Linked DNA regions of Mus musculus: regions 1 and 2 are each linked to region 3. The links are chromatin contacts, found by Hi-C or POLR2A ChIA-PET in ENCODE. All regions are on one chromosome and are shown on one strand. Each heading gives the region's core, a stretch centred on a gene start or an enhancer-like site at or near the end of the contact. The rest is flanking DNA. Distances are from core to core; before and after follow the strand shown.

Region 1 (2,868 bases), core at 209-2,708, 300 kb before region 3:
CCGACCAGGTGCCGTGGCTGTCAGCTAGGAAGATGGAAAAAGGTTACTCGGATGCCAATACGGACTTGTGGAGAGGCACTAACACCCCAGGCCCCTGCTCACCAGCATGACGGCTTCGATGAGCATCTTCCGGATGTCAGCGTCCGGCTCCCGTTGCTTGTCTGGTGACAAGTACTGCAGGTCAACAGGCAGCTCTAGGAGTGAGGGTGGGAGACTATTGGTCCCTGTGCTGAACACCCAAGCCCTGCTCTGCCTGGGTGAGCCTTGTGTGTGTCTGTAACGACCCCCTCCTTAAAGGCTGCCGGACTGAGGGACTCCAGACCTGCACACCTCTCCATCTCCCTCTTGTAGTCTTCCCTCTAGCACCAGACAGCCCTGAGGCAACCACCCAAGTCACTCACGGTCCATTTCTTCCTCGGAAAACTCTTCAGGCCCAGCCAAGGGCAGTAGCAAAAAGGGGAGAATGTCGACTTGGGCCCCAAGTAACCACTTGTGATGTCCTGGAGGTGCGGACAAGGAAGGAGATCAGAATAATGGTCCGTTGGGTTCCCTAGGGTCCAATCCCCACCTTGGCAATGGCACCACCCCCTCCTTGTCACTCACGATGCTCAAAACAGCAATTCCGAAGTGTTCCCACCACCCCGCCCCTGCGCACCGAAGAATCTGTGTACTGGGTAAGAGGCAGCAGCCGTTGGACCACGCACCTGTTGAAAGAAGATATTCACTGCTGTCCTTGTTCACTTCCACTTCCCCACCTTCCCGCCCGCGCAGGCGACTGGGTTTCACCTGTCTGGGTCCAGGAGAAAAGCACGCACCTCCGCCTGCTGGCTAAGGTTGGAGAGCAGCGGCCCCAGGTAATGCAGGGGTGCGGCCGCGTTGTAGCTCGGCGTGCACAGCGCGTTGACAAGTCGCTCCAGACCCAACCGCTCCGGCTCAGCGGCCATCAGCTTCTCCATTAACGCAGCACACGGAGCCGGCTCGCGACTCAGGTTGGCCAGCACTGCAGCCGCCTCTTCAGCCCAGGGCCACTGAGGGTCCAACACGCAGCGCAGCAGGCGGGCGGGCAGCTCCGGGTCAGCCGCCAGCAGCTGCCAGTGCACATTGGGATCAGCAGCCAAGTTCACGAGCGCGCGGGAGGCATCGCGGGAAGGAGCTGGGGCCGGGGCCACCGCAAGGTCGACCAAGGCCCGCAACAACTCTGGCTGTCCGGCCAACAGCGTGCGGCCCGAGCCCGCACCAGTCAGCGCCAGCACGTGCTGCGCCGCGGCCGCCTGCAGGTCGGCTCGCGCTCCGAGCACCAGGAAGGGCAGCAGTTCCACCGCCTCCGTGTCCGCGCCAGCCTCCTGCTCTAGCAACCCTCGCTCACCAGAGAACCCCGAACCTACTCCCGGTCCCCGCATGCCGCCAGCAGTCTCAGTCACTTCTCGTGCCGGGGCCACCGCCGGAAAAGCGGAAGTCGTTAAAACCCTTCCGAGGCTGAGAACCTGGCTGAAGGGGGCGGGGCCGGTTTCAGCGCGAGGCATTGTGGGCCACAGTATTAGGCACCCCTTAAGCTGGTGCAGATGCACCCTCCCCCCCTTCCCATCATCATCACCACCACCACCAGATCCTTGCAAGGACTTTTCCGGCTGCCTATTGCGTGTTTGCTTTGCCAGGAGTCAGAACCACGCGACCAGCACGCATAATTTGAAGCGAAGCTCGGCAGCCGGTGATCCTGGTGTCCAGAGTGTTTGCTGCCACCTTTTAAACCTGGTTTCAGACATCCAGGAACCGGAGGGTGCAGGACTCTGCGATGAAAAGGCAGCTTTGGATCAGTCTCTGACTTTGCAGAGGGGCTAAATTTTTTTTTCTAGTGCATTTGTTAGGTCCTCTTCAGTGACAGAAGTCTGAGTCAAGCAGGCTTGGGCAAAGGGAACTAATAAATGAATCTATAGTTTGCAGGTTTGGGGGCACCTGGTGACAGACGCCCCTGCCAGCTCTTTAGAGCACTGTTCGGTTTCTGTCTTCCATACCTCGCTGCGTTTCTTTGCTTCTCAGTGGCTCCATATTACCTTCCACCGGCACATTTGTTAGCACAGATGGGAGGACACTGGCCTTCTTAGCTACGTAATCCCTAGCAGAAGATAATTTCAGTACTAGGATCTGTTCTGGGAAAGTATCCCATTTGGTGCTTCTTGTGCCTGTATTAGCAATTAGCTGCCTGGGGTCCTTGCTCTCTCAAATTAGAAATCTTGAGTTAGGGGTTTTTCCAGGGCTGGTCCTTGTCAGGTTTTTGTAGGAGATAGCCAGGAACCGCCACGGTTCCAGATCCTATGCAACCTTAGATACTGACTGGGATCCTTCCGGCTACAATGGCAAAGTGGTTAGGTCTGTGTAGGGCCAACTGTCCAGATTTCCCAGCTGTTGACAGCAGCTAGTGAGTTTCTAAGAAAAGGCTCCCTTGCCTCTGTTTTGTTTTGTTTTGGAGACAGTGCTGGCTGTCCTGGAACTCACTCTGTAGACCAGGCTGGCCTCAAACTCAGAAATCCACCTGCCTCTGCCTCCCAAGTGGTAGGACCAAAGGCGTGCGCCACCACTGCCCGGCTCCTTATCTTTTTATAAACGTGTCACTGTCTAATCTCACAACTGAGGAGGCTGAGGCAGGAAGGTCAGTGTAAGTTTGAGGCCAGCCTGAGCTATAAAATGAGCTGGTCTCAAAAGATTTTTCTCTTAAACAAAGTTAACTTTGTTAACTTGACACAAAATAGTCACCTAGAAAGGGAAGCTCAGTGACTTTAAATTAAGTTGGCCTATGGGCACATCTGTGGGGGCTTAATTAGTGGAAAGACGTTGCCCCCACTGTGATTGTTACCATTCCCTATAGGAAAG
Region 2 (2,838 bases), core at 195-2,694, 280 kb before region 3:
CCTGCCAATAATATGGGCATCTCCAGTCTCCACTGTCAACTGTGAGTTGATGGCCTCAAAGCTGGAGTTCTCCAATAGCTTCATGTCCTTTGGGAAGGGAGATTCTTGTGCCAGTGGGATTAGGGCAGCACTACCTGGGAATGTGGGAAGCCAGCATGGCTACCTAGCTCCAAAGGGCTCCACTTTCAGCCTTTCCACCCACTAGCAGAGTACTGTTTGCAGCTCGAGCTAACCTTGAGTCCACCATGGAGCTCATCTTCCTCACCTTACCTGCCCCTGAGAACTCAGCACTGGCTGACAGGGAGATGATCCTATGCATGAGCATGGCATGTCCAGGTTCTACCTCAATCTCAAGTACTATATACTGGGGCTGGCTGGGGGCCCCACCCACTCTCGACATTCCTACTCCATTGACATTCTGCAGGCATCCTCAGACTGTTGTAAGGTCCTCAATAAGAACCTGCTATCCGGTTCGGAACGGGGCATCTGGGGTTTCAAGCCTTGAGGGTCACCTGTATGGGTGCTCCTCCCGGGTTCTATGGGTTGCTTCACTGCTTCCTGTCAAGAGGAGGAAACCCATGAATTCTTCAATTCTATTTGCAAGTATGCCTAATTCGTACTTCGTACGTCGAAGTGTGTAGGATGGGCAGACACACCACCTCTGCTGGCGCAGGCCAGTGGTCTCCTGGCATTGCTGCCCTGCAAGCCTAGAGGTACCAGCAGATTCGTAGCGGGAAACTACAAGCCCCAGGAGGCAGTGCACCAAGAGAGGCGCTCCAGCCCCAAGCAGCATAAGAACTACAAGTCCCATGAGGCACTGCAGCAGCGCGAGGCCCGCCGGGGACTGTGGTTCCCGCAAGCCCGGACCGCTTGGCGCACAAGGCGGACACCCACCTGCCAGAATTGGGCTAGATCAAGCCAGGGTAGACGGGTTGTTTAGTGTCGGTGCCGAGGTGACGGCGGCGCGGGCTTTGCGCAGCGCGGGTTCCTCAGGACTGGAGGGCGGCGCCGCGGCCTCCACTCGGGCCGCACTGTATCCGGGGGAAGAAGCTTCGCGGCGACGTCCCGTTACTCCAGGCCCTGCCGGCCCATACGGGCTGCAGCCGCGACATAGCCTCGCCCCCCTGCAACGCCCGCTTTCGCGACCAACCTGCCGCGGACCGCCGAGATCGTACCAGCCAGAGAACGAAACAGCGACCTCCGCCTCCCCCGACCCGACAACAACAAGCGTCCGACGGGCCCAACCCCACTCCTCTGAATGGTCCACTTTAACCACAGGGCCAGACCACGAGAAACCTTATTGGTGGACTCCTCCGCCACTCGGCTTCACCTTCCACTTCTACTGGCTGCATAGCTTGTCTGTCTCGCACTCGCTAACGAACCCGCCTCCCCTCTTGGTGTTGATTGGTTAGAACCATGCCCGCCCCGCCCCCAGGAGCCAACCCTCTTCCTAGAGTGGTCCACGGTTACGAAGAGCCTCTGCTGTGCTTATGTGTGTTTGTGTGCATTGGTGCCTGGTTCCTTCCGGGAACTGGTATTGTCTTGTGTAGGGCAGCAGCTGTCGTTCGTTCGAACCTTTAAGAAAAGTTCATCCTTGCCTTCTTTTTGTGACCGGTGACCGGTCTGTGACACTGTCTCGGGTCCTGCTGAAAGGTGACTAGCTTGGCCGGACCGTGCCTGGAGATCTGGGACCATTCCTATCGCTTAGCGAGCCATCAGGCTCTGGTAGTGCGCAGCATCGGGTCCTTCTTGTTCTCCAAGCTCTGGGGCATCCGGAACCGAGGCTCACAGTCCGAGTTTCTGGCCGGCGGAAGTACTCGACAGTTCTCTATCACGGAAGCACTCTCGGAGAGTCAGGACTCCGCCGGATCAGAAATGTCGCCGCCCGCCGGCGGTGCGGCAGTGGCTGCAGACCCTGCCTCACCTGTGGTGCTCCTGGCAGTGCACGCGGCGGTCAGGCCCCTGGGCGCTGGACAGGATGCCGAAGCGCAGCCGCGGAAGCTGCAATTGATAGCGGACCCTGAGCGGCCTGGACGCTTCCGGCTAGGACTGTTAGGCACCGAGCCTGGGGCGGTGAGTGTGGGCCCGATTCTGGAATCAACTTTCTTTCGATTACCTTGACGACAGTCCTTAAGCAGTTATTTTTCTTGATTGCCTGTAAAAGTGGGAATAATGCTGATACCTAATTTACAAATCTTGTGAGGAATTGGTAAGATAACAGGCGAGAAAAGTTCAGAGCCGTAAAGATTACCTCGTTCCTTTTCCTTTCACATTCGTGTGGGTAACGAAGAGGAACCACCGACCGAGTACTCTTCCCTGTTCAGGTCAGTTTAGAATGGCCCTTGGAGGCTATTTGTTACACCGTCCGTGGGCCTAACCAACACGAGCTGCAGCCTCCCCCTGGAGGTCCTGGAACCTTCAGCGTGCACTTCCTCGACCCCGAGGAAGCACAGCAGTGGGCAGCACTGGTGCGAGATGCCACCGCAGAAGGACAAAATGGTCAGTGTTGTGAAATAAATGCTTATTTGAATATGTCCGGGCCACCTGGTCGAGGTTGGGGGTAGTGATGGAAAAGCTGGGCACCTAGGAAGGCTTCCAAGAGGAAGGAAGTGGAGAAATAAGAGGTTCAAGAGCTGACCCCAGTACCAGACAAGTAAGAAAAAGAAGAGCAAGCATTGCTGCAGGACTAAGAGTTTAAGGAAAATGGGATTGTATTCAGTGGAAAAACAACAGAGACTTAAAGATAGAAACTCCACAGTGTAGACAAGGCTAAAGGAGGCCAGAGGATCTTAGGAGATGGAATTGATAGGTCTTGTGGTTGTTCAAATGGAAGAGTTA
Region 3 (2,700 bases), core at 16-2,515:
CTTTACTCTTTCCCAAACAGGAGAGTGTATGTGTGGCTATTAAACTCGGTTGGTTTTGCTGCAGGTGTGACACCAGCCCGCCCTCCTATTCCGGTCACCATCCCCTCTGTGGGAGTAGTGAACCCCATTCTCGCCAGCCCGCCAACGTTGGGTCTGTTGGAGCCCAAGAAGGAGAAGGAAGAGGAGGAGCTGTTTCCTGAGTCAGAACGGCCAGAGATGTTGAGTGAGCAGGAGCACATGAGCATCTCGGGCAGCAGTGCTCGCCACATGGTCATGCAAAAGCTACTCAGAAAACAGGAGGTAAGTAGGTGGGCTCGTGCCAGGCCCGCTCTCGGCGGTATGAATGTGAAGTAGTGGGTGATAGGTCGCAGCATTCAGGTGTCTTTCCCACAGTCACAGCAGTCAATTGTCTTTCCTACAGTCTACAGTGATGGTTCTCCGAAACATGGTGGACCCCAAGGACATCGATGACGACCTGGAGGGAGAGGTGACAGAGGAGTGTGGCAAATTTGGTGCTGTGAACCGGGTCATTATCTATCAAGAAAAACAGGGCGAAGAGGAAGATGCAGAAATCATCGTCAAGATTTTTGTGGAATTCTCCATGGCCTCAGAGACTCACAAGGCCATCCAGGCCCTCAATGGGCGCTGGTTTGGTGGTCGCAAGGTGGTGGCTGAAGTGTATGACCAGGAGCGTTTTGATAACAGCGACCTCTCCGCGTGACTTTGGCCTCATTTCCTGGACTTGCACTTGCCCCTTCCTTCCTTTGGGTTTTGTAAAGTGTTAACCGTGGTGTGTCCCTGGGACCAGGCACTCTGCCCAACCCACCCTGTAGTGTACATAAAGATGCAGATACCACTGGCCCTGAAGTCCCTGTGTCTGAAATTGGTCCTGTGACCCAAGCTGGTTGTGTGTGGAATGTCTTATCAGGGTTCCAAGGCACCAGGGACAAGGAGGGCGTTCAGCCTGCTGTGCAGGGGTGAACAGGAGGGACCGGGGTGGACAGGCCTTGCTTTATCTTCCTTTGTGGGGAGTGCTGGCTTGCAGCCTTGCTCACGTGGATAGCTCTGAGAGCTGTCTGGCCCTGAGATCTGTAGGATCCAGGACCAAGAGAGCATTTTGTGGGCGGGCGGGCATCTGAGTTGTTACACCTGCTAGTATGGGTTACGCCAGAGCGAGGCCGGAAATCCCGACATGCCCCGCGCGAGACCGCTACGGGTCGTCGGAGACGCCACGCCGCGTGGCCCTTTGGGAGCTGTAGTTTTGAGCAGAGAGGGCGGGCCTAGGCTTCCCGGCGGGCTGCGCGGCTGGGCGGTTGTCGCGGGCAGCGGCGGCGGTTCCGGCTGCGGTGCTGCGGGCGGATGAGCTGCTAGGTGAGCAGGCCGGGCGGGATGCGGAGCCGCCGCCGCGCCCCCAGCGCCTAAGAAAGCGCTGCCGGGTCAGGCCGTGCTGCCAGCTGTGTGCCGCCGTCGGAGCCTACAGCTCGTATTGAACGCGGGCCGAGCCGAGCGCCGACCCCGGCCACAGTCCGGGACCCGGCTGCCCGCCCCACCCCCGCGCGCGCCGCTCCGCCCGCGCTCGGCGCTCATGCGGGCCGAGCCCCGCCCCCCGGCCCGAGCCCGCCGAGCGCCTCCCGAGCCCGCGCTCACTGCCCGCCCGCATCATGCTGAAGTGCATCCCGCTCTGGCGTTGTAACCGGCACGTGGAGTCGGTGGATAAGCGGCACTGCTCGCTGCAGGTTGTGCCAGAGGAGATTTACCGCTACAGTCGTAGCCTCGAGGAGCTGCTCCTCGACGCCAACCAGCTGCGCGAGCTACCTAAGGTGAGCGGCCGCCGCACCTGCTGCCCCGCGCTCAGTTCTCGGGGTGGTGTATGACTTCTGGGGCAGCCGGCTGGAGCGAGATCTCAGCAGGCGCTGCCCGAGCTGGGCACCGCAACCTCCAGCCGGCCCTGCAGGTTCCTACTGGTCAGAGCCCCGCCCCAGCCAGCCCCACCCTCCTCCAGCCGCCGGTGTTGGCACCTGGTGGCAACCTGTCTGGGGACTAAGTAGATACTGAACCTAAAAGGGGAGCCAACAGAGAAGCCCATGAGAGCACAGGAGGAGGATGGGTCCAGGGTGCGAGACCGACCCGGGTTAGCAACTGTTAAAGCTAGTTGGGCTACTTTAAGGGTAGGAAGTTGGTTTTCTTGCACTGTGTTCTGCCTTCGTTTTGGGAGGAGAGGTTTGCAGTGCTGAGTGGGACTCTCCTAAGATACTTGCAGTGTCAGATCTATTCTGTCATCGCTCAGCGGAGAGCCCACCTTTCACTGTCTGTGTTCCTTCCTGTCGGGTTTGTTTGGGGTTTTTTTTGTTGTTGTTGTTCTGAGGCCACACTAGAAGGAAGGCCAAAGGAGGCAGGTTATGTAGGACTTACTTTTCTGAGATAGGGGACTCAGTGGTCTGATATTCTTGCCGGCTGGTGGCGTTGCGGGTGTTCTTCATAGACCTTTATGGTATCCGTGTGTGAATCTTGGACATTTTGCACTTGTGTTTCTCTCTGGTGCCTGTTGTTGTTATTGCTTTTTTTTTTTTGTTCTGTTTCTTGAGACAGGGTTTCCCCTTCGTAACCCTGGTTATCCTGGAATTCATTCTGGCTGTCCTAGAACTCAGAGATCCACCTGCCTCTGTGGGTACTAAAGATGTGCACCACCCACAACCCACC

What was found. A loop is a pair of places that touch in the nucleus more often than their neighbours do. ChIA-PET counts read pairs that join two places held with the same protein, here RNA polymerase II (POLR2A).
Region 1: a loop to region 3 is called in a map of regulatory T cell, with 2.7 times the contacts of the local background. The contact joins the promoter of Hgh1 here to the promoter of Scrib in region 3. A Hi-C loop is called at or near these places in 5 of 37 maps with a recorded cell type or tissue (adrenal gland, gastrocnemius, heart and 2 more).
Region 2: a map of heart shows a loop between it and region 3 (3-fold over the local background). The contact joins the promoter of Sharpin here to the promoter of Scrib in region 3. A Hi-C loop is called at or near these places in 9 of 37 maps with a recorded cell type or tissue (T-helper 2 cell, adrenal gland, gastrocnemius and 3 more). POLR2A ChIA-PET finds 5 or more read pairs at or near these places in 1 of 5 experiments (embryonic stem cell).

Annotation. Positions count from the first base shown.
Region 1 is chr15:76,367,488-76,370,355 of GRCm38, reverse strand. Hgh1 (HGH1 homolog) reads right to left here and starts at 1,458. Exons shown (of 6, transcript NM_021555.2): 1 at 787-1,458; 2 at 604-704; 3 at 402-500; 4 at 103-194; 5 at 1-24. The coding sequence starts at 1,400.
Region 2 is chr15:76,349,716-76,352,553 of GRCm38, reverse strand. It overlaps Sharpin (SHANK-associated RH domain interacting protein), which reads left to right and starts at 1,444. Exons shown (of 9, transcript NM_025340.2): 1 at 1,444-2,073; 2 at 2,325-2,499. The coding sequence starts at 1,876. It overlaps Maf1 (MAF1 homolog, negative regulator of RNA polymerase III), which reads right to left and starts at 1,260. Exons shown (of 8, transcript NM_026859.3): 1 at 895-1,260; 2 at 2-134. The coding sequence starts at 84.
Region 3 is chr15:76,068,349-76,071,048 of GRCm38, reverse strand. It overlaps Scrib (scribbled planar cell polarity), which reads left to right and starts at 1,265. Exons shown (of 36, transcript NM_001310543.1): 1 at 1,265-1,820. The coding sequence starts at 1,662. Puf60 (poly-U binding splicing factor 60) reads left to right here. Exons shown (of 12, transcript NM_028364.2): 11 at 65-300; 12 at 422-867. The coding sequence ends at 721.